Linked DNA regions of Mus musculus: regions 1 and 2 are each linked to region 3. Evidence: chromatin loops called from intact Hi-C (ENCODE). Cell type or tissue: left cerebral cortex. All regions are shown on one strand. Region 1 has its middle 100 kb from the start of Abcc12. Region 2 has its middle 110 kb from the start of Gm33687. Region 3 has its middle 49 kb from the start of Gm33687.

Region 1 (8,000 bases), 130 kb before region 3:
ATATCAAGAAATTCATCTACTTCATTTTAGGTGATTCCAGTTTGGTGTTGATTTTTAAAGTATGTCCTTATAATTCTTTGGATTTCCCTAGTGTCTGTTGTGATGTCTCTCTGTTCATCTCTAATTTTATTAATCTGAATGTTCTCTCTTCATCTTTTAGTTAATTCCATAAGAGTTTGTCAATCTAGTTGATTTTCTTAAAGAACCACTTCTTAATCTTACTGATTCTTTGTGTTGTACTTGTGTGTGTGTGTTTCTATTTCATAGATTTCAGCCCTATATTTGATTATTTCTTTCCACCTAGCCATTTTTAATGTTATTTCTTGTTTTTGCTTTAAAGATTTCAGGTGTACTGCTATGTTATTAAGGTAAGAGTCCTCCAGTTTTAAGGTAGACATTTAGTGCTATCAACTTGCTTCTTAGAACCACCTTCATTGTGTCCCGTAGGTTTGGATATGTTGTTAATGTTTTCATTTTCATTCAGTTCTAATTTTAAAAAAAATTTCCCTCTTGATCTCCTTATTGACTCCTCTATTTTTTTTAAGAAAAAAGATTCCTTACTAAATTGTTCAGTTTTTGTGAGTTTGCATACTTTCTGTTGTTATTGATATCCAGTTTAATCTATGGTGATCAGATAGGATGCAGGGTGTTATTTCAACTTTCTTCTATCTGTTGAGACTTGCTTTGGATCCAAATACATGGTCAATTTTAGATAAGGTTCCACAGGCTTCTGAGAAGAAAGTATATTTTTGTGTGTTTTGTTTATAGAACATTTATAGAGTGTTCTATAAATGTCTGTCAGGTCCATTTGATTTATGATTTTATTTAGTTCCAGTATTTCTTTGTTTAGCTTTGTCTGGATGACCTGCGTTATCTATGAGAGCTGGGTACTGAAGTTACCCACTGTTTTGTTAAAATGAATTATAGTGAGTTCATCTGCCCTGCCATTTATATGTGTGAAAAAGAGAAAGTCTATTTAGAATGATATTCTTCAAGCTTCTAAAATAGTTGTATTATTTTAATGATAAGTCTTGTGGGATTAGGTTTTGGGTAATTTTTTTTCACTTTCTTCTTTATAGATTTGGTACCATTTAAACTATAATAAACTCAGACTCTTAAAAAAATACAACCACAGCCAGGTGTGCTCGCACACATCAGGAGGCTGAGCCAGGATGACCTTGAGTGCTAGACTAGCCTAGACTATGCTGAGACCTTATCTTAAAAATTATGCTGCTCTCTCCTCAAAGGAGTGTAAAAAGTATAATCTTGAGACATTTAGAAAATCTGCTCTGGGAACGGGTCATTTAACATGGATTCTTAGGATAACATACTAATCATTTGTGTTTATAGATGGCACAACTATGTCTGTAAGTTCTGCTGATTTAAGGCAGGCACTGTATAAGTTACTTTTCAGTTGTTATGAGTAAACCAGCATGGCCAAGATAATTTATAAAAGAATCTGTACCAGCTTGCCATTCAGTGGGGTTGAAGTCCATGCCAGTGGAATAAAGACAGAGGCATGACCACAGAAAGCTAAGGGCTCACATCTTGAACAGTAAGCATCGGGTAAAGATCGTGAACTAGACAGAGTCTTTACACTTTCAAAGTCTCCCTCCAGTGATGCACTTCCCCCAACAAAGCCACACCTATTAAACCTTCCCAAAGAGTTCTACTACCAGGGAAGCAGGCATTTAAGTGCCGGAGGCTGTGCAGGACATTCCTCATTCAAACCGCTGGAGACATATTTCTTTTTAATGTAAAATCTTCTCATTTGAGAGTTTTCCACATGTTGTTGGAAGGCCACACCACCACTGAGCTCTGCAGGGGCTTTGTTGATTCAAGCCTTGGTGCAGATCTGCTGATAAGGCTGGGCAGAGGGTGAGGAATGGCCTCTGTGATACAGGCAAATTCATTTATTATGATCAGTACTTCCAGTGTGAAACAAAGGGAGAATTCCCAGTGAATGAATGATGGGAACGAAGAGCCTAAGGGAAGGGTCTGACTCCTGCTGTAGCATCAGCAAGCTTAACACTGTGACTTAAGACCAAGCTTAATGTCCCCACTGCTGCCAGTTTGGGCTTGATATAGGGACAGCCCTACGCTTTAAGGCGCTCTCTTGTTCATGTTATTTTTCCCTTGGTGGCAATTTTTCTGCTCTAAATTCTGGGACAGTGAACTAAGAGCAAATGCGTGTTTGGGAAAGACTAGACTGTAGATATTCTCATTCCCAACTAAGTAAAAAGCACTGGCAGGATGGGCAATGTGGAACCGCCGCAGAGCAGGCAGTTTAAAATTTAATTGATCTAGCAAATTACTGCTCTCCACATTCATACAGAATTCATGCAAACCCAAGCCCATCCTGACACCAAAGCACTGATGCTAACACAAGGACTCCAACTTGGAGCCCAAAAGCAAGGAACACATGGCCTGCCATCTGAAATATTTGAGGATTTTTTTAACCATAAAAATCAGGGTATTTGTGCATATGTATGCCCATAAAGAAACCCACAATTTTTTTTAGTTTATTTTAATGTAAATTATACCATGCTGTATATATACATATAAATATATTTGAAATCTCCCTTTGTGACAATGGTGGCTTTGAGGAGAAGGGATGGGGGATCCAAGGTTAGCAATGGAGAACAAAAAGACCTTAACAAAGGGGCAGTAATATTACTTCTCCTCCTTTCTTCATTTTGTTCTTAAAGAAATAGAGTCACAATTTACTTTCACAACTAGAAATTACTTGTAAATGTTTGGGAAAAATACTCTCTAGAAAGATCTAGGCCAAGTAATATGCATAACAATTGCTTCTTTGAATGTTTTAAAAACTGAGTTTTCTTTTGCATAGTAAGTCTGTTTGTGATGCAGCTGATTTCATGTGGTCACCGGGATGAATGAAAATTTCAAATAGAATTCTTTGTTCTTGTCCTGGATGCTTCATCTAACTAAACACTGCTTGCAGCTAGGAAGATGTTCATGAGCAGCTCGCAGCAGTCATTCATCAAAACGTTGAATGAATGCAATGGATGAAGAGAAATAGATGTAAGGACAGATGAATGGATGCGTTACTGAGTGGGTGGGTGGGTGGGAAGGATGGATGCACTCATACACACATAAGTAAGTAAGCGATGAATGGCTGTATAGACGGGTTAAACTAGTGTGAGAGATGATTGTCTGTTACTTTAAATGACTCTGAACAGAGCTTACATAAAACTTGAAAAAAAATCAAGAGAAATTCAAATACATTCTTACTTGCTGTCAACTGACTTGGTAAAAATAGCATTTCTTTCCTCAAAAAGTAATGAAAATTAGGGCTGGAGAGATAACTCTGTGGTTAAAAGCATTGGCTGGCCTCACTATACCACAGAAACATTTGTTCAACTAAGTTCATAGCAGCTTTATTTGTGATAGCCAGAAACTGGAAACAACCTAGATGTCCCTCAACTGAAGAGTGGATAAAGAAAATATGGTATAACTATTCAATGGAATACTATTCATCTGTTAAAAACAAAGGCATCATGAATTTTTCAGGCAAGTGGGTAGAACTTGAAAATACCATCCTGAGTAAGGTAAGCAAGAGCCAGAAAGACATATGGTGTGTACTCATTTATTCATGGATATTGTCCATAATGTGCAGGACAATCATGCTACAATCCACAGACCCAAAGAAACTGGGTAATAAGGAACTTCCTAAGGGAAGACGTGCTAATCTCATTCAGAAGGGGAAACTATATAGCCATCATGGAAGGTGGGTGGAGAGAGGGATCTAGGTGGGAGGGCTGTGGGGAGGGGAACAGGGATGTCATGTCAATCAGGTGTGAGGAGAGTTGGGGAGAGAAAGGGCTGGGGGTGAGAATGGAAATCGTGGTGGTGGGGAATCTCTGGTGACTAGCTGGAGACCAGGAATGGGAGAGGATTCGAGGAGTCTATGAGGGTGACCCTAGTTTAGATTCCTACCAGAGGGGGATATGGAGACTGAAGTGGTCAGCTCCTATAGCCAGGCAGGACTTCCAGAGTAGTGAGGGGGACATCAATCCACCCACAAAATCTTCAACCCAAAATTTTTCTTGCCTACAAAATGTACAGGAATAAAGATGGAACAGAGACCGAGGGAACAGGCAACCAATAACTGTCCCAACGTAAGACCCATCCCATGTGAGAGAGCCAACTGCTGGCACTATTAAAGATACTCTGCTATGCTTGCAGACAGGAGCCTAGCATAACTGTCTCCTGAGAGGCTTCATCCAGCAATGGATGGGGCAGATGCAGAGACCACAGCCAAACATCAGGAGGAGCCAGGGGAGCCCTTTGGAAGGGTGAAGGATAGAGATGAGCAAGTCAGAGGGGTCACGGACACCACAAGAAGATCTACAGAGTCAACTAAGCTGGGCCCATGTGGTCTCACAGAGCTTGGGCCACCAACCAGGGAGCAAGCATGAGCTGGACCTAGACCCTACACGTTTGTAGCAATTGTGCAGCTTGGTCTTCATGAGGGTCCCCTAACAAGTGTCTTGGTCTCTGTTACCTGCCACTGGATCCCCTTCCCAGCTACTTGGACTGCCTGGTTGGGCCTCAGTGGGAGAAGAAGTGCCTAGTCCTGCAGGGACTAGATACCCCAGGGTGGTATGGTACCTAAGGGGCCTCCCTTTCTCCAAGAAGAAGGAGAATGGGCAATGGAGGGAAGGATTTGTAAGGGTGGGACTTGGAAAAGAGAATGAAGGGAACTGTGATCAAGATGTAAGGTGAATTAAAAAAAAAAAAAGCATCGACTGCACTTCCAGAAGATGCAGGTTCAATTCCCATCACCCACATGGCAGCTTATAACTATCTCTAATGCCAGTTCCAGGGGACCTGACACCTTTTCTGAGCTCTGTGAGCACCAGGCACATACAGAGTACACAGACACGCACATAGACAAAACACATACAATTAAAAAAAAAACACAAAATGAGGGTCCTCACAAGACAGTCCTAGTTATATAACATGTTGAGAGGTGAGATTTGGCAGGAGCTAGCATACAATAAGAGTTTTCTGTTTTCAAAGAAATGAGGGACAACATACAAGTAAAATGTGAAATTGTTTAGAAGTACAATGGAGAAAAGAGTTAGGGGGACCCAGGGAGAATGATGGCACCCAGAGGGTGACAAAGGTGTTGGGAAAACTGACTCTGCCGCATAAATATAGGCTGCCACTTCAACAGGGACAGAAGACATTACTACTGTCAGCAATGTCTGCTGCCATCCAGAACACAGCCCCAGAATGACAGTGGAGCCTGTAACTGTGGAAGTAGAAGCGCTCCCAGGCTCAAAGCAGTGGAATAAGAGAGGCCAGAGCCACTCTTCCTGGGTGATGATACCCTCTCAGTCCCCACCCTCAGTCCCCACTCCAGGTCACTGTCCTTTCCTTTCTACCCGGCTCTTTGTATTTCTGCATCTTTGGTTGTAAAGGCTGAGTGAGAGGCGTGATGCTTTCACCTGGTCATCACAACAACAGCACACCTTTTGTAGACCCTGACACAGGTGGAAAAAGAACACCAAACCCCCGATTTCTCCTGAATTCTAGGAGGCTTTCAGCAGGCATCTCACTAAAATTACTTCTTGGTTTATGGCACAGAGTATTTTAGGGGGTCCGCATTGTTCAATGCCCTGGAGTTCCTGGCTTTCCAGAGTTGCCAGGCATTGTTACAGTAGTGAAATGCAAACACAATGGTTGGAGTACTTCCTACGGCTGTCTGACCAGCAGAATGGGGCTCTGGGTGGAAAGAAGGGAGAATGAAGTTGTCCCCCACTTCCTGTTCCCACCCTACACAAAAGCTGCCAGTGATTGACTTTGGAAGTGCCACATACCCATCTCTGCCTAAGATGTATGCTGTCAAACTTGTTTTTCTGTTCCTTGAACAATTCTGCCAAATGTCCTAAGTCATGCTGTCAAGAGAACTCTTTTTTAACTGCAGTGCCTGTGGTTCCCAAGACACTAACTGGAGCTCTCGCCAAATGGGATGGAAGGAACCCATGCTCTATCCCCCATCCCATCCTGACTGAGTGAGTGTGGTAGCTGGTGACAAGCTAAAACAGCTCTACTTAAGTGTCCTTAGAGGCCAGGCAGTAACACAAACAGGCAAAGTGGCCCCATACAGAAATCATGTCCTCAGCTTGGTCCCAGACACATGGATTTGTCTTCTGTCTCTGCAACAGCAAGAAGCCAGCCAGAGGGAATGGAGACAATGGATTAGCAGGGTGCTCCTGTGCTGTGGAAAGTTCAGTTAGTGCTAAGAACAGGTTCCTCCCAGGGATATCAAAGAAACTTCTTTATATCTAGCTATTTGAGGGGAAGCCTCTTTTAACTTCAGAAGCCCTACCAGGCATTTAGACTGGGGCTTCTATTCACATGACCGACCATTTGCTAAATGTAGCATCTGGAGGATATCTACAAACCTTTACCTCAGTTTCTTCATCTATACAATGGGAACCGAAACAGCATCTCACTAATAGGTATAGTGCTAAGCTTAAAAGACTCGATGTAAATGAAGTACATGGAACCTGTGTGCTGTCTGAGTGAACAGAAAGCAGAGGTGATGGTTAAAAAATGATTACACTTCAGAGAGAGAGGGAGGGGGGAGAGAGAATCCACTGTGACCAAAAAGCTCCCCCCCTCCAAGACACTGACATCTAATGGGCTTTTCCTTTTCTCTCCACTCTATCTCTCCTTGCAAAGAATGTTAACTGTAAGAAAGGTATTTCTTCTTTTCTTCTCCAGAGAGAGAAACGAACTTTTATGCAACCACATTCATGTTCCATCAAGAATTTAGAAGACAAGCTAGGCAAGAATTCTAGAGCAAGGTGGAATTCATTAATATTCCGCGAGAGATGGAAAGTTGACGAGATAGTAGAGTCATTATAAGACATTTAAACACCCACCACAGAGAGAAACTCCTAATGGGTGAGTGTAGGTATAATTTAATGCTTGCATTTATGAGAAAGGCCAGGAAATGACAGGTCTGTAATTTTGACTTCATGAAGGGGAGGTAATGGAAGTGCTGTGCAGGCTCCCAGCAGCGGAGTGCTGTGAAAGTTATTATTTAATTAGGGGCTGTAAGCACAGATTCAAATGAGAGAAGAACTCGCATTTTGCAAGCAGGAGTTCATTGTCATCCCAAAGAAATGAAGAGGCAGCAGACAGTGACTGGCCAACTGCTCCCCTGGGTCTTACCTGGAACCCATCTTAGAAACCTGAGCCCAAAGAACCTCATGCTGCTTCCACCTTTGTCAGTGAGAACTCCTGGGGTCAGCCTCAACAGAAGAGGATCGGTGAGCTCTTCAGCAATGGGAAGACAGAAGAAAAGCTGGCTAGTTTCAGTGATTGAACTGGGAGAGGAAAGGATTAAATGAACGCCAAAGGGGTTGAGTAGGACAAGAGAACCAGAATTTAGTTAGTGACAAGACAGTTAGAAAGCTTTGTAGCCAGGGCCCAGCATTTTCCATCACATCCACGAGGGGATGCGATAACACCCAGGAGATGAAGCTAGAGGTGGGAGTGATGTAGCCAATGAGGGCTAGCTTCACAGTGGCTTTGTACATTCCCACAGCCCCTCGGCCACTGCTAGATCACTGTGAGTTACGTTGATGTTGACAGACTTGGAAGGTTTCAGCACGAAATTTCCTTAAAGAGAAATGAGGGGCTGGTGAGATGGCTCAGTGGATAAAGGTAATTGCTACCAACCCTACACACACACACACACACACACACACACACACACACACACACACACACACACAAAGAGAGAGAGAGAGAGAGAGAGAGAGAGAGAGAGAGAGAATGTGTAAGATAAATAATAAAGAAGAATGATGGAGGAACTGTCTTCTTTCCTGTGATGTTCAGGTAGATGAGTTTATGGTTATGCCTGACATCAGCATTTTCCCAAAAATGGACCCAGAAAACAAGCCAGAGCCTGACTTGGAGAGCCCACGAACTATGTATTTATGGGTTAGCATATGGGA
Region 2 (8,000 bases), 61 kb before region 3:
CAGCCAGTGCTGAGGCTAAAGTGGGTTTACTTTTATCAAGTTTGCTTTTATATCATTCTAGGTACATACAAAGGATATGGTCAGTCTTAAGCCATAAGCAGAGTAGTTAAGGAACAAACAAAGCACAAACAAAGGTCCCATGATTACTGTATTCAGGGTCCTAACAAGTCCCATCAAGATACAAAGAACACACTCCTCAGCTGTATTGTCTTGAACCTAGTTCCTTGTCTTAGCCCAAGGTCAAATGCCTGCCAAATTCCTAGAAGGTGGGCCAAGAGTTCTTTCTCCACCGGATGTAAGGTCAACTCTGGAGTAGTAGCATCACAGTGCCTAGGCATTGAGGAATACTAAAGGGCTGAGGATATAGCTCAGTATTGAGCCCTTGCTTAACACCCAAAGAGCTGCAGCAACACACACACACACACACACACACACACACACACACACACACACACACACACACACACTCACTCACCAAGTGGGGAGAGGGGCTAGGAAGAAAAGGTTACTGAGCTGGAAAAAGGGCAAGTGTGAGTAGAGAAGGAAGAACTGGGCAGGCAGGTGGAAGTCTCTGAATTACTAAAGCCAGCTAGAAACAGAAGACAGGGAACAGGAAGCAGCCTGCTCCCAAGGCCACTAGCAGCAATGGGCCAAGGTTGCCTTAGAAAGCAATCCCATAGAACCCAGGCGGTTGCCTGAAATCTACAACTACCTGGGAGAGGCAGAGAGCCGTGTGAATGAAGAAATTCAGAATTTCTCTCAAAACTGAGGGGTGAGGGCAGGGACACAGTTATTTCCACTGGAGAAAGACTTGGTCTGGTGTTTTCTAGAGATTGCACAGGGTATACGTGGTAGGAATTTGCTAGCAGCAGGAGACAGGATCAGAGCATCTTGGCATGGCAAGGAACAGAAAAACAGTGTAGAAGATTGATCCTGCCAGATACCATCTTCATCCGGTATGAAACAAGCAGAACTAAGCAATGAGCTCCTTGAGGATATAGACTACATGGAGATTTCATTTTAAAGGAAGATATAGATGTGATCTCCAGGATAGTGGAGTTCTGTAGGAAGAGGCGAGCAGGTGGGGTAAAGCATACAGATCCTCACAGGGTTAAATTCTATCCTTTGTTTGGTGTTGGATGATCGGTTGGTTTTGGGGTGTTCAATATGTTAATATGCATCAAGTACTACATTTAAAAAGAATAGAAGGATGGAGGGGTTAACCGGAAAACATGAGTAGATTCAGAGACTCCTCAATGTCAGCGGCTGTTTCAGTTCTCAGGTGAGAGACCACCATTGTGCATACCCCAGGGGTCTGAGATGAGGCTCACTGCCTACCAGCCACACAGACAGGACCAGCCAGCCACACAGCACAGGACCAGCCACACAGACAGGACCAGCCACACAGCACAGGACCAGCCACACAGCACAGGACCAGCCACACAGCACAGGACCAGCCACACAGCACAGGACCAGCAAAATTTTGTTTACTAAAATGAACTTTCACGGAGTTAAGTGGCCAAACATACTAAAACATAAGCTTCGGGCTCATAATGGTTATTGGAATTTCAACTCCCTTGTTTACACATCATCTGTTTCCCCAACTTTAGAAGATCCAGACATCACCGGGAGACAAAGCAACTGGTTCAGGATCATATGGCAAGGCGAGAGCTGACCAGAGTCAGGACTTCTCGAGTCAGCATGCACTCTCTACTCTCTTGATGCCTCTCAAACGCCGAGCATAAGTCATCATCTTGAATGCCATCCTTTTACTCACTGAAGCCCTTGATTGTTACACATATACATTTGAGTGTGTACATGTATGTGAGTGTTTGCATGTGTGCACATGTGTCCTTGAGCGTGTGTGTGCATGTGTATGTGTGTATGCATGTGTGTTAGTGTGTGTGCATGGGTAGATGTGTGTATGTGTGTTTGTGTGAGTATATATGTGTGTGTGAATGTGTGCATGAATATTGTGTGCATGTGTGTATGTGTGAGTGTATGTATGTATGTATTAGTACATGTAGTATGTGTGTGAGTGTGTGTGTGTGTAAATGCTGAGTGGACAGTTGCAAAGTCAGACATTTGAAAGCTCTGGGTATTGATGACTGTCCATGTAGGAGCCTAAGAAAGGAGTATCAGGGGGCATTATGAAATACTGTATTCCAATTTCAGTGCTTAAACAGGCTGAAACTGGCAGAAGCACAACAGTATTTATAGTAGAGGATTTCTAGAGACCTGAGACGCTTAGTGGGTTAAATTTTTATAAGGCATTTTTTGTTAGATATTTTCTTCATTTACATTTCAAATGCTATCCCCAAAGCCCCCTATTCCCTACCCCTGCCCTGCTCCCCAACCCACCCACTCCCACTTCAAAGGTAAACCTTGGTAATAACGGCTGAGCATTGGTGTACTGTAAGCCTTTTTTTTAATAGTTGTGGTCTTGTTTAATCTGCATGGGAATAATTGCTCGTCCTGTTTTGTATTCATAAGTGAGGGAAGTGAGGTTAAGAAAATGAAATGATATGTCCTAAGTCACATAACTATTGGGACAGAGGAGTGATGGAGACAAAGAAGTGGATCTGGATGTAGATGTAAATGCTCTCACCATCCCCCAGCCCCATCTGGGCCAACCTCCATGCACCTTTGCTTCCAGCCCAAGAAAAGCCACCCTGACGACATGCAAGTGGAATGAAACTAAAAATGAATTTATCTTCGCTTGGCCTTGATAACTGAGTAGTGTTTTTGAGGTGACCAGAGTCAGATGGCATTCAGAGACTCTGTCCTGTGTTGCTTGGAGAACTCTGCCTTCTCTCTGACCTGACTGCAGAAAATCCCCAAGCACGGGAGTTGACAGAGGAGAGTGGGAGCCAAACCAGCAGATATGGAAGACACAGCAGAGCACTGGGAACTGCTGAAAAAAACTAAGACCTAGAAAAACTCTACTGAAGATTTATATTCCTTTTAACTCCATTAGGACTTGAGGTAGCTAAAAAAAAAAATCTACTTTTAAAGTAAAGGAAATAGGATTATTGGATTTCGAAATTGGAAGCCATAAAATTTAGAACAATTTTATATAAAACTTCAACTCTTTTAAAAAAAAAACAAAATAAAAGAGTCAGATGGTCTCGAGTAAATCCAAATCTCAAAAGAAGAAGTAGACAAAGGTCTCTCTCTTTGCTGAATGCCTACAAGTCTAGCGCCATAAGCAGGAGCCTCGCTGAGTGGGTCGCTGAGACACCCACTCTGAAGCTAACACCCTGGCTCTGCTTCTTGTAAGGGATGGGGACTGACTATGCTTTCCAGTTTCCTAGACGCCACTCCATGTCCAGGGAACTGTGTATTGTCATGTCTGTACCCACACTTGAGCTCCGTACTTCACCGGCTCGGTAAGGCATTTCTTTTCCACCTCTACCCTTTGTACTTACACTTCTTCCTCAACTCTCCATAAGGTCTTTTTGCAAGGACAACTATCTGATACTTTTGTTATTTTCTGTGGTCCCAAGTCAGCAGTGGCTTAGTGTAACCGCTGAGAGTTGTGTTTAAACCCCAAATCCAATGACACTGAATAGGTTGCTTGTTCGTTTCTTTGTCTGTAAAATAGGAGTTAAATGGGTGTAAAGCACATAGCCTAGCACTGAGAACATACAGGTATTCATTATGCAGTGCCTTTATTTATTTGCCAGTATACAGAACTGACTGGGAGAAAAAGGCTTGAGGCCTGACACACAGCTGAAGCCCTTTGATGGATGACACTCCAATCCATGCCTCTCTGAGTACATAGATACCATTTCTTCCTTCCCAAGATAAGAAGCTGAACCCTTCTTTCATCCACACCACCACTATAGCTCCTCTTCATCTGATTTGAGCATCCATTACCATCTCATTGAAATGCCACTTAGACAAGGTCTCAAGTGTAGAGCTACAGAGGGAGCTTGGAGTAGGCTGGGGTAGAGGACTGCCCCATTAGCATTCAAACCATAATAGAGACCATTATCTTGGCAGCAAAATACCCCAGCAGTAGTGATGGGAGGAAATGGGAGTGGGTTGCCAAAGCAACAGAGAAACTTGAGCAGTGCTGTTTCCATGGCAACAGAGGGCCTGCATGGGAGGGCTCTCTCAGTTCCAGCACTGGTTAGACTCTCAACAGTATCAGTGACTCATCGGGTAGATTGCATTGCAAAGGGCAAATTAGTGAGAGGTTTCACTTAAGAAGTTAGGCCAGCATGAAGCCCACAGCAGAGATCTAAACTCTGGAGATGGAGCCTGGGCCTGTCTGTTAGGAATCAGGATTCTCTTGGCTGCTGGCCAGTTCATTACCTCTCAAAGCCATTAGGCCTTATTTATGGTTTGAAAACTCAAGGAGACCCTGCCTGAGCCAAATCTCCCTATGGGAATCTGACTCACGAGGTACATGACTTCAGGGGCAGACCAATGCCTGTGAGCTGTTTCTCCTTCTTTCCTCAATTTTAATTTTTATCAAAGTAATACATTCACATAATTAAAAGTCAATTAGAGTCTATAATTAAACACATAAGGCCCCGCGCATAATAGTGCTTCTCTTCCCTGATTCTCCAGGCACTCACTATAGTGACTTTGGCTGTATGTCCCCTCTTTACATCTGGGTTTTCAAACGTTTCCACCTGAAATACAGTTTCTTTGCATCCACAGTTAAGTGGAGGGAGTCCTCTCTTACCCCCTGTCAAACTCAACCCCCAGACACAATATAGAAACTTCCGAATACATAATATTTATAAACTACAGTGTTTTTAATGTTATAGGATATACCAATACTGCCTGTCTGCCAGCAAAATGATATCTTTTGAGCAGAGGGCTGCAGGCTTCCCTATTCAACACGTAGGCGCATTTTAGGATAATTTATTTCTGTTAACATGTATTAGTTGCACATATTGCTGTGATGCAGTGTGATATTTCAGTATATGAATAAAGTGGGTGCTGACCAACACACACACACACACACACACACACACACACACACACACACACACACATTTAACCCAACTCCCTTAGCTTCCTTTATGAAACAATGTGTGTTCTGTCTCTCTGCTTGAATCATTTAATGTAATGTCTTCTAGGTCCATCCATCTTGTTACCATGACAGGGTTTCATTGTTGTTGTTTTTTATGGCTGAACACCTCCCCCCTTAACACACACACACACACACACACACACACTCCACTTGTTGGTATTGCTTTTTCTTTAATCATCTATTGTTGGGTATCTAGGCTGTTTCAACCTTAGCTATTACAAACAGTACAGCAATCAACATGGACAAACAACTATGTCTTTTGTGTACAGATTTCATTTGCTTTAGATGTACACACAGGAGTGGGATAGGTAGGCAATTCGGTGGATATAGTTTAACTTGTAGGTTCCTAATTTATATTCCCACCAACCATGCATGAAAGGTCCCTTTATCCTCATCATCATTAGCATTTATGTTTGCCTTTTTAAATAGCTCCTTTAATTGGAGTGAGGTGACATATTGTAAGTTTGATTCATTCATTTCTCCAGTAGGGAGATAACTTACCTAGTTCTTTTTTTTCAATTTTTAAAAATATTTTATTTACATATGTATTTACAGTGAGCATGTGTGTGCATGTGTGTGGATGTGCATGCATGAGTGTACCTGTGTGTGTGTGTGTGTGTGTGTGTATGGAATATTTTTTGTTAGGTTTCTGAATTCTTTACATATTCTGAATATTAACTCTGCATCAGATGAGTAGTTGGCAAAAATTTCAAACCACTCTCTCTGTTTCTTTACTCTGTGGATTGCTTCCTTTGATTTGAGTTTGGTGTAATCCCATTTATCTATCTCCTACTTTGTTTCCTGTAATTCTAGAGACATATTAGCAATTTCATCACCTCTACAAATATCTGAAAGTGTTCTTCATGTTCTCATGTTTTACATTTAGGTCCTGGGTACATTCTGAGTTGACTTTTGTAGTCTGAAAGACTGGGATAAAGTTTCAAGCTTCTGCACATGGAGATCTGGTTTTCCAAGCACCAGTGGCAGAGTCTGTCCTTTCTGCAATGAGCCTTTTGACACCTTTGTTAAAGTCACTGTGCTGTAAGAGACGCAGACTTCCATGCATTTCCAGGATCTGCTCTGACATGGCCAGCCTGCCAGGCTGTGTCCATCTTTTCTAGATGGGAGCTCCACCAGGCACTCTTCTGTCCTTCAGATTGACTCTACTCTGCCCCTTGTTCCCAGACTACAGCCACTTGCTCCACTCCAGCAACAACTGGTTCCTGGGGTCCTGAGGCTGCATTGTAAGTACATGGCTTCTTTCTTCCTGCTATCCTCAGCTGTTCAATAGGATTCAGGTTACAGATGTCGGCTGAGATTGTGTGGAACTGTGTACCACATTCTTATTCAGGAGTGATTTAATACAAGAGGGTAGGTAGGATTTTTGCCTTCCTAAATCTAAATATTTTTTGGACTATCTTGGCTGCTATACCGGAGTGACTTTGCAAAGAGACTGCATTACATAAAGTACATGCATATTTTTATATTTAATTTTTAAATGGTAGCTATTTAGACTACCCAGAGAATAATTCTCTTTGGAAAATATTGAATGTTTAAAATTTTTGTGTCCCAGTACATTAGAGTCAAAACCAGATGGTTTTACCTTTTGAAAGAACAAGCCCACTTATGAGACTCATCTCCAAATAATAAGTCAATGAAAGCAGTCATTAGGACTGTTATTTCTCTGTTGCATATGCTTGTAAAATATGAAAATTTACCTAAATGTCCCACAAGACACTTTCTATGGGAAAGCAATAGAGTAATCTGTGACATAAGAGAGGCTAAGAACAAAGTAGGCTCGGTGCTGTGCAGAAAATGTCCATGGTAATTTTTGTGTCACAAACCTTCACTGCACAGCAGGAGAGTAAAGATTAGGGCATCCCTGAGTGGTGTCAGAGAAGCTACTAAAGTAACCGTTAGGGTAGACACAAGAACAAAGGAGAGAATGCACTGTCTTGTACAGTAAGTGTGCAGTAAGTGTTAGCTTCTGCTGCCACTGTCGTTTTAATATAGTGATGTGTATGTGTTTGTGTGTGTGCATGCTTGTGTGTGTATGTGTTGTGTGTGTGTAAAAGTTATGGAATTACATGCATCTTTTCGTTTTTTAATCCCCATTTTCTTTTTCCTGTATTCCTTTTCAATACATAAAATCAAGATGTAGGAAAAGTTACCTCCATAATGAAACAGAGATGTCTTTTATTATTCACTTTTTATCTGCTTGTTTGTTGTTTGTTAATTTGAGACAGGGTTTCACTAAGTATCCCTGGCTGACTTGGAACTCACTCGGTAAACTGGGCTGGCTCAAACTCACAGAGCTCCACCTGCCTCTGCCTCCAGAGTGCTGGGAATAAAGACCTGTGCCGCCACAACAGGCTATGGCAGAATGAGGCTGAGTGTTGAAGTCCCTCTGGCTAAGCTTGCCTAGAGCAGCACTGTTATCTTCAAAGTCAGGAATGTGGATTCTTGTCTTCCACCCCAAGTCTTCAGGATCAGTAACTCTGGCGTGGGGACCAGCAATGGGCTTGTTTGTTTGTTTCGTTTTTGCTTTTTTTTTTCGGGTGTTGGTAGATGGCTCTCAGCCTTGGGTACACACCAGAATCATTCAGTAGCAGAACTGACTATGTCAGACGTCTTGGTCAGTGTCCAGGCGTTGGTTATTTTGGAAGGCCACTAGGGATGCTAAGTGTAGCCTTCGGTGAGCACTTCCCCTGTAAAGATGCTCTGCTGAATGGCCGGGCTGAATGGCCAGAACCGGTGGCCTTCCAGGGAACCCCCCCCCCAACTTTATTCCTCTACCCTTGATTTCCACAGGGGCTTCTCATCCTTGTGCTTATGACTCCTATCAGGAAAGATGGAGAACAACTGGTGTTGTAGGTCTTGGGGGGTGTAAGGCAGAAGCCGAGATGTGGCTTAGCACAGTAACATAAGCCAACAGGACATGACTTTTTTC
Region 3 (8,000 bases):
TTTATCATAGGAACTGCACTACAGTTTGAACCAAAATGTCCCCCTTGGGCTCATATTTCGAATGGCTGTGCCCTAGGCAGTGGTTCTATTTTGAGAGTCTGTGGAGCCTAGCTGTCAGAAGTAGGCCATCAGGGGTTGGCCTTTGAAGGTTATATCTGCCTGTAGTTCTTGACACTCTCCTTGCATTCTGGTTGGCAGTGATGTGAATGACCTCTGCCGGACACTCTTGTCATCATGGGCTGAACCCTGCCATGCCTTTCCCATCAGAGTGGACTGAGGTCTCTGAAACTTCTCCCTCCCTTAGGCAGTCTCTGTGGAAAATCTCTTCACTCCCTTAGTTGTCTGTGAGGAGTGGTTGCAGAATATAAAAGTGAGTACCAGGAAGGGCACGCACGTGGTGCCCACCACTCCTCCTCAACTGAAAGAGAAGAGTGTGTGCTATTTACTTTATATGTTGTATTCATTAGTTTACTTGGTACTCTTTGTGTTAACTGCCTTATCTCAGTGGAGCCTTATAATAACCTTATTCTCATTTCTACTTTATGGATGAAGAGGCAGAAGTGTGGAGAGGTTAGGTTTATAAATGAAGTTAGGCAGCACATAGCCGAGGAGTGGATCTTAAACCCATTCTAGGCAGACCCGGGGAATGAACCTCTTTGCCATAACCTTATGCTCCCTTTTAGAGTAAAGAGTTCAAGTCTTACCTGGTTCCAAAGCATGGTTTGGCTACAGTGTTGCACAAGATGTGCAGGTAGTGTGTACTGGATCTGCTTATGAAAGGAGTTATAGTTGTGCGCGTGCTCAGAACATGATCAGCATCTCCACTCCGCCTCTCAGCCCAGTGCCCTTCACGAGTGAGGATTGTAGCTGAGCTCTTTATGCTCGTTGTATACCATTTACACGAGATAGGATGGATCCGGATGAATTAAAGGACCAACCAATCACTGAGGGAAAACCCAGCCCCCACTAGGAAGAAGTACATGCCAGCACTCTACCCTGTGTCTCAAGAGAAAGGCGAGGGCCTGGGCACTTCCCTGGTAAGCTCTTGTTCCTGTGAGTCCTGATGGCTCCAGCCTCCTCTAGCCTAGGTCCATGTTCCTCTCTGTCAGCATCTGCACTCCAAGCTCCCAATGAGCTTCATTTCAAATGCTAACATGGCAGATGAACAAATTATAGATGAAAAACTGCTCTCTGAACACATCTATTTATAATGATACATAAAATCTGGTGTTTAAAGAAAACAGTTCTCCATAAAGAAAGCCCCTGATCACAATGTGAGCTGCCAGGAGGCTGACTGGAAAGCAAGAGAGGTATGGAGCTTTCTTGCATATAAAAAGCACAATCAAAGAGCCATCTGCCCCCATCGATTATGATGGGGATTGACAGGCAATTCTATTAAGTGTAATCTTCAGATTGAGGCTTTCATGAGTGTCGTGCAAGAACGAGGTCTTGCTAAAGATTTATTATGCTTATGAGCTATCTGTGTACAATTATTCAAAACAGACTGGGAGTAAATTATTTTCTCGAATGTACTTCAAATGAGTGTGTACACTCGGGCTCTTGAAGTGCAGGCACTGTTTGAAGGGCTCTTGATACCCTGCTACTTTATTTGGCATGTCTTTTAAAGTGTCAGCAAGAGATCTTTGTTTGGGGATACTTTTAAGCATTCCTGTATGACATGGAGAACAAACAATGACCGGCTTATAATAAAGTCGCATCTTGAGGGGACACTGAATTCAGGGTGTGCTATGTCTGTTTTTCTATGATGCTGTGTGAATGTGGTGGAGACTATTGGTATGTTTGCACTGGGGACCAGGAAAGGCTCCCAAATCTCCACAATTTAATCACAGTGCCCCCGTCTCACAGTTGGAAACTTCTAGCCACCCTCATGCCACGATTCAACCAGATTTCACTGTCTTGAGCAAATGTCCTTCCAGTGGTTCCCATTGCATCTTTTGTCTTGTAGGACTTTAGGGGACGTAATACAGCCCGTTGTTTCCTTCTTCAGGAGAGCCAGCCCTGAAACCTTGAAAGCAACAACCATGTTCTTGAGGCAGGCTCTGTGCATACCTTACTTCTTCTAAGGGCCAAGGTCATGAAGAGAGAGGGACTTCAGACTCCGTTCTCTAAGAAAACAAAATACCTAGGCATTCCTTGCACTCCCCTCCCCCACCCACCCCCAAAGTGTTCACCAGCCTATCTTCATCAAACCTTTCAGAGGCTATAAAGTAAATTATCCTAGAGCCAAATACAAATATCAGTATAACTCAGAGAATGGGGACGGGGGGGGGGTGAATTTTGTATCACCAGAGACAGACATGGAGGATGAAGGCAACATTTAGGTTGTCGGTTAGTTTGGGTTAATATTTAACAATCCAATGTTCTCCATGTCAAAACTCCTCGGGCATATAAATGTGGCTCAGGTAAAATAGGAGATTTTTTTTCTTCTCTGCAGCTCTGAATTTTATTGTATTCTTTCTGCAGTCCTGTCGTCAAGCACTCCAAACTGACTCTCTTGTCTATGACACCCAGCTACCCGTTCTTCTGCCCCTGAGTTGAAGACATTTCTAGTCACTGAATTAATTCAGAGTATCTTCCATGAAGCCAACTGTTCTCCTGCGTTCTCTTCCCTTGTCTAGTGATGACGTCAGCTGCAGGGGAAGAACTGAAGCTAGTGGCCACGTCAGAAAAGATGGTGAAGGGAATGGAGAAGTCAAAGCTCAGAGGAAAAACTACTGTAACAAGGACACAGGGTGACAGGATAGCAGCTCTGGGGTCAGCCAGTGTGTATGTGTGTGCATCTGTCTGTCTGTGTTTGTGTGTGTCTGTGTGCATGCACACCTGTGGTGGGGGAGGGGGCTGTGCACAAACTCTGGAGCTACCAGTGACCCAAGTAGGTTCTTGCTCTGTGTCTCCTTGGATCCTCAGAGCCACCCTCTTTTCATTCAAAGTGTTGATGTTATTATTTGTGCTGTGAGTCCTGCGGCGTAACATACAAGTGTGCCACTCATGGGATCTGAACAGGTTTTTCCATCGATGATGTAGGGTAGGTAACAGGCCAGGCTGACAGAAGGCAGATTGATGGTGGAAAGGGACACACAAAATGATGTAGTATTTCAATTTCTGTATATGCCTAGGAGTTCCACAGGAAAGGAGGTAGGCCCCAAAGAGAGTTAGGCCTGAGAGTTCATAAACCAGCAATAGTTTGTGAAGAAATGACAAGACAAAAGAGCAGTGTTTGGGATTTTAGGTTTGGTAAATTGTAGGGAAGTGAGTCTATACAGGAAATTAATGAAAGATAAGGATTATCTTAGTAAGTAAGGGTTATCTATGCAGACTCATCAGGGATAGAGTTATCTCCCTTCGTGGTGAGGACTGAGGCAGCATGGGTATCTTCACCAAGGGAAACTCATACCCAGATTAGGAGCAGAAAGGGAAGCAGGAACCTGTCTTCCATATACTCTTCTCATTTGTCTTTAGCTCAAAGTAAACAGACACCAGCGTGGCATGGTTTGGGCAGCCTGGTGTTCTGTGCCTGTTAGTGATAGCACAGTCATGGTGATTAATTAAAATGACTATGCAATAAGTTTAAAAGTATTCTCTTTACCAAAATGTTAGCTCTACAGAATTCAAAATCTCTTGGGCAATCTTGGTATTTAACGTCTGCATTATTCCATCTCAAACATTTCTACTGTATTTAAATTTAGGAGCCAATGCTAGTGTAGCAATTTGTCATTTCTTCTGTCCCAACAGATATCCCCAGAGGCACTAAATAAGCTTTTAGTTATTAGCCTTGGTGACTTATAAGAAAACAAAGAAGGAGCTGTGTTTGGAGGAGGGTGTAGAGAAAGAAACGAAATGGAAAATATGAGTGAACTTAGGGGCCAAAAGGACCTAGTAGGGGTGAGAGGCAAAGATGACTTCATATGAGCCAACAGAATTCTTATTCTGATGGAAGTTTTGGAACAAACATTTAATCCAGAGCTTATTAAACCTGAAGAACCTGAGACACAGAAAAAGACACATATCTACAGTGGTAGAAATAGATCACAGACTGCAGATTCAGCTTTCCATGATGCCCACCCCTCTGCCTAGGAAACTTCTCCTTCTACACCATCCTCTCCACACACCCTTGACCTAGTTAATCTCATCAGCTTAGCTCTAGCTAGGCTCAGGCATCCCCCTCCCTCACAAACCTCCCGTGAGCCCCCTGGGTCCCAGTGGCTCAGGATCTGCTAACACACTTGCAGAGCACCTGCCAATGTGTCTTTCCCACTGCCTCCTCCTCCTCCTTTTCCCACTGCCGAGGCCACACAGTCTGGGCTCCACAAGCTCCACAAGCGCATGAGTCACCCAGGAGGTGTGGATGGAGCATTGCACCGTGGGGGATGGCTTCGTTCCCACAAACTCCTCTATTCCGTTCATTCACAAAGCAGAGGGCAGAAATGGTTTCCATTCATGCATTTTTCAATAGCAAGGGTCATTAGGGAAGCTTCTCTAATTAATCCTGATGCTCACCCCTGCAGAGTCGGTGTGGTCTTTTCTCTCTCCTTGGCTCTTTTTCTCAAGTCAAACCGTGCTAGAAGACAGGAACTGGTGGGCAAATTCTGTGAATTGTCTAGTGTTTTTTTTTTTCCTAACACTTGCTCTTATCGCCCTAGACATACTTTATGTGGAACAAATTGATTAAAATATAAAATGAGAATTTACTTTGTTAGGCTCTGCAGAATATAGTTATTGGGGTGTATAAAGATCCAAGGAGCTAGAAGAAGAGGAGGAGGGAAAAGGAGGAAGGAGGAAGAGGGATGAGGAGGGAAGAGAAGGAGGGAGGGAGAGAAGAGGTGGCAGCTTCCCTAACAGCGGCCACCACCCTCAGACTGTCTTATCTTCAGCTCAGTCTCCTTGCCAAGAAGGTTGGAGGAAGAATTGCTGTTTATTGAGACAGTACTGTGTGCCAAGCACTGGGTAGAGAAACTCTCGTAAGGTATTCATTAATTATTTGAGGGCCAGCTGGGAAGACATCCGTGAAGAAAGCATATTTGCCATCAGAGATTTCCCATTTCAAAAGAAGAGACAGACTGGAAGCAAGTGAACATGTCACAGAACACAGGGTGGCAATTAAAGTCAGAAAGAGACACCATTTAGGTTAAATAAATTAGAATGCTGGGTGATAGTTCAGGCTTGCGGGGGGGAAAAAGGTTCCTTGGGAAGTGAACCTGAAACGGAATGGTGTGACCTTAAGGCTAGAGACACATTGGAGGAAGTATTCCTATCAGAGTGGATAGGCCTTTGGTGACAAGGCACAAGGGCAAGGGCTGGAGAACAGGGACACATAAGCTCTGTGAGACACAGGAGTGGGCAGAGACGTAGACAGAGGCAAGACGCCAAGTCTCTACTAAAGACTTAAACCCCTTCTGAATTTCCTAGTGGCTTGAATGAGCCTATCCACTCCTACCCCATTTCCTACAGAAGCCCCCACCGCCACCAAAGGCTCATAGATTAAATGTTTGGTCCCCAGTTTATAGAACTGCTTGGGAAGAATTAAGAAGTATATCCTATTAGAGGAGGCCAGGCTTTGAGGTCTCAAAAGACTCTGGCCATTCCCAATCTCTTTTTCTCTCTTTCTGCCTTATGATGTGGTTCAAGATGTGAGCTCTTACCTACTGCTCTAGTGCCATGTCTGCCAGCCTGCTGCTATCTCCCATAGTAATGGTCCTGGATTCTAACCCTCTGAAATAATAAGCCCCAAACAAATGCTTTTTAAAAATAAGTTGCCTTGGTCATGATGTTTTAGCACAGCAATAGAAAACGACTAAGACTCCTAGCAGTCCTTTGTAGTGTTTTGAGTGGAGGCCTGTCATGATCTAATTCACTCGGTGGATGGCTGCATCTTGTTTGATCCTCAAAAGGACCTTAAGAGATGAGCAACATTGACCTTGGTTGCTCATATAGGAACTGGGACTTGGAGACATTAAACTTCCTGCCCACATTTATGGAGCAATCTCCACAAACAGATTGTAAATCCAACTTGGACAGGATTCCAAATGCAACCTTTCACACAGTCCCACACTGTCTGAGGACACAGTCTGGGCCTTATGTGACTCTGAAACACCCTCACACTCCTAAGCTTGTGTCTGATGCCCAATGCCTGCCTTCTAAATGAATACATTAGATGCAGCTCAAACCCTTCCAGGCTCCCAGAATGCCTGGTGTTAGGATCAGATAGGAGAAGACATTGAGAGTCAAAGGATTCTTACAATCAAAAAAAAAAAATTTAAAAAGTTAAGACGTTTAGGTCTGTGTTTTTAGTAACATTCTTCTCAGGGGGGGGAATGACTGCTTTTCAGAACTTCAGATTTTACCCAGTTTGCTATTTTAAATTATCTTCAGTGTTGCCATTTCCACACTTCATCTCTGAACAATCAGCTTGTTCTTCAGTCTGAGGACCTATGGAAATGGCAACCATTAAAATTCAGCTGAGTTCTGTGCTGATTCCTAATGGCTACACACACACACACACACACACACACACACACACACACACACACACACACACCATGCCAAGAAGAAAACCTGTAAAGAGACTGTGTTCTTTCTCCTTCCTAAGTTTACAGACTCATGTGGAGCAGCACCCCTTCCCACGCTTTCTGGGGTGACCTGGAGAAAGAAAGATCATCTTCAAGTGAGCACATGTGTGCAGCCCATCCCAGCCCCTGGGACAGTCGCTTACAGTCAGAATGAACAAAACACAGCCCCTGCAGACAGACGCATTGTGTCAGAGGTAACCCTACCTGCCTAGGAACCTCACAGGCTTGTGAAGTCGCTGGGGGAACAAGACACTTTTACAAACCTGGAGCACCAGAAAGCTATGAAGGAAGCAAATGGGTATTCTGAGGGCTTCTAGGCTGGGTTAGAAACCAGAGTTCCTCTGAGGACACATCACAAAGAGGAAGAAGAGACACACATGGCTATTAGCATGCACCTAGAATCTCTCAGAACTTTGAGGCTAAGACCAGAGGATAGTGAGTTTGAGGCAAGTTTGTGCTACAGCGAGAGGTCCTGCTTCATAAAACCTTGGGCTGTCTGGGCACGATGACATATGTCTGTCATCTTAGTACTTGAGAGGTAGAGAGAGTAGGACCAGGAATTTGGACACATTGGCTACACAGTCATTCTGGGGTCTGTCCTTAAAACAAAGAATTTTCAAAGACTGTGGGTATGGCTCTGTGTTCAAACACTTTCCAAAATGGACAGTGAGTTAGGTTTGAGCCTTAGCACCACTTCTACAGCAAAAGGCAAAGGAGGGGTATCCTGGGCTAGGAAGTTTCTTAGGGTCCCAAAAAGGATAGAAAGAAGAGTTCAGGAGACATGAATGGGACTAGTTTGACCTGGGCACTGGAAATAGGGACCATGGGTGGCAGGCAGAGACTTTAGGGATCATCTGAACAGATGCTGTTCTCACCTCTCCATCCTGCAGTGTTGACTAGGGAGATCTTACACTCTGCAGAGTTTGTCAATACCCAGTCTAACAGTGCTCTGCAACACTGACAGGTGAGGAGTGGGAAGAAGGATTTGCAAAGAAAACCATTAGGGTTGCTTCCTCCGAAGGGGGACCCTAGGAGAGTTCCCTGGAACCTGGCAACGGTCCCGTGCTGTGCACCCTGGGGCCCCCAGAACCTCTGAAAATGGGAAACAGTCATTAACACAGCAAGCTGCCCTCCTCTCTCTTCACCATGATAACACTGTCACCAGAGAATGGAAAATCACTCAGACGTCTCTGCGTCTCTGCGTCTCCAAATTGCACCTCAGTGGCAGGCTGCATACAGCAAATTGCCTGGTGGAGAGCTGGCTAGGCTTGCAAGCAAAGAACTAATAAATAACCTTGAAATACACAGTCTGATGGCAGCTTTGCTCCGAGCCTCCTGGCTTCTGCCCTAGAAGGCTCATGAATCGCTGGGCCTGGCAGGTAGAGTCAGGAGAGCCGAGTCTGCCCACTGTGT

What was found. Peaks named below come from ENCODE experiments on the same cell type or tissue, not always from the same donor. Only the 100,000 strongest peaks of a DNase experiment are listed, where the experiment ranks them.
Region 1: it touches region 3 in a loop (2.1-fold over the local background); 3 of 42 quality-filtered maps call a loop at or near these places.
Region 2: it touches region 3 in a loop (1.9-fold over the local background); 2 of 42 quality-filtered maps call a loop at or near these places.

Annotation. Positions count from the first base shown.
Region 1 is chr8:86,459,564-86,467,563 of GRCm38, reverse strand. No RefSeq gene overlaps it. Among named protein-coding and RNA genes, the nearest start is that of Abcc12, 100 kb to the left of the region's middle. In left cerebral cortex, no CTCF peak of the experiment used is centred here; DNase peaks (open chromatin) are centred at 2,988, 3,377 and 3,572.
Region 2 is chr8:86,386,204-86,394,203 of GRCm38, reverse strand. No RefSeq gene overlaps it. Among named protein-coding and RNA genes, the nearest start is that of Gm33687, 110 kb to the right of the region's middle. In left cerebral cortex, no CTCF peak of the experiment used is centred here; DNase peaks (open chromatin) are centred at 2,866, 3,306 and 4,071; H3K27ac peaks cover 2,260 bases.
Region 3 is chr8:86,325,165-86,333,164 of GRCm38, reverse strand. No RefSeq gene overlaps it. Among named protein-coding and RNA genes, the nearest start is that of Gm33687, 49 kb to the right of the region's middle. In left cerebral cortex, a CTCF peak has its summit at 4,363; DNase peaks (open chromatin) are centred at 4,337, 4,880, 6,047, 7,838 and 1 more place; H3K27ac peaks cover 1,066 bases.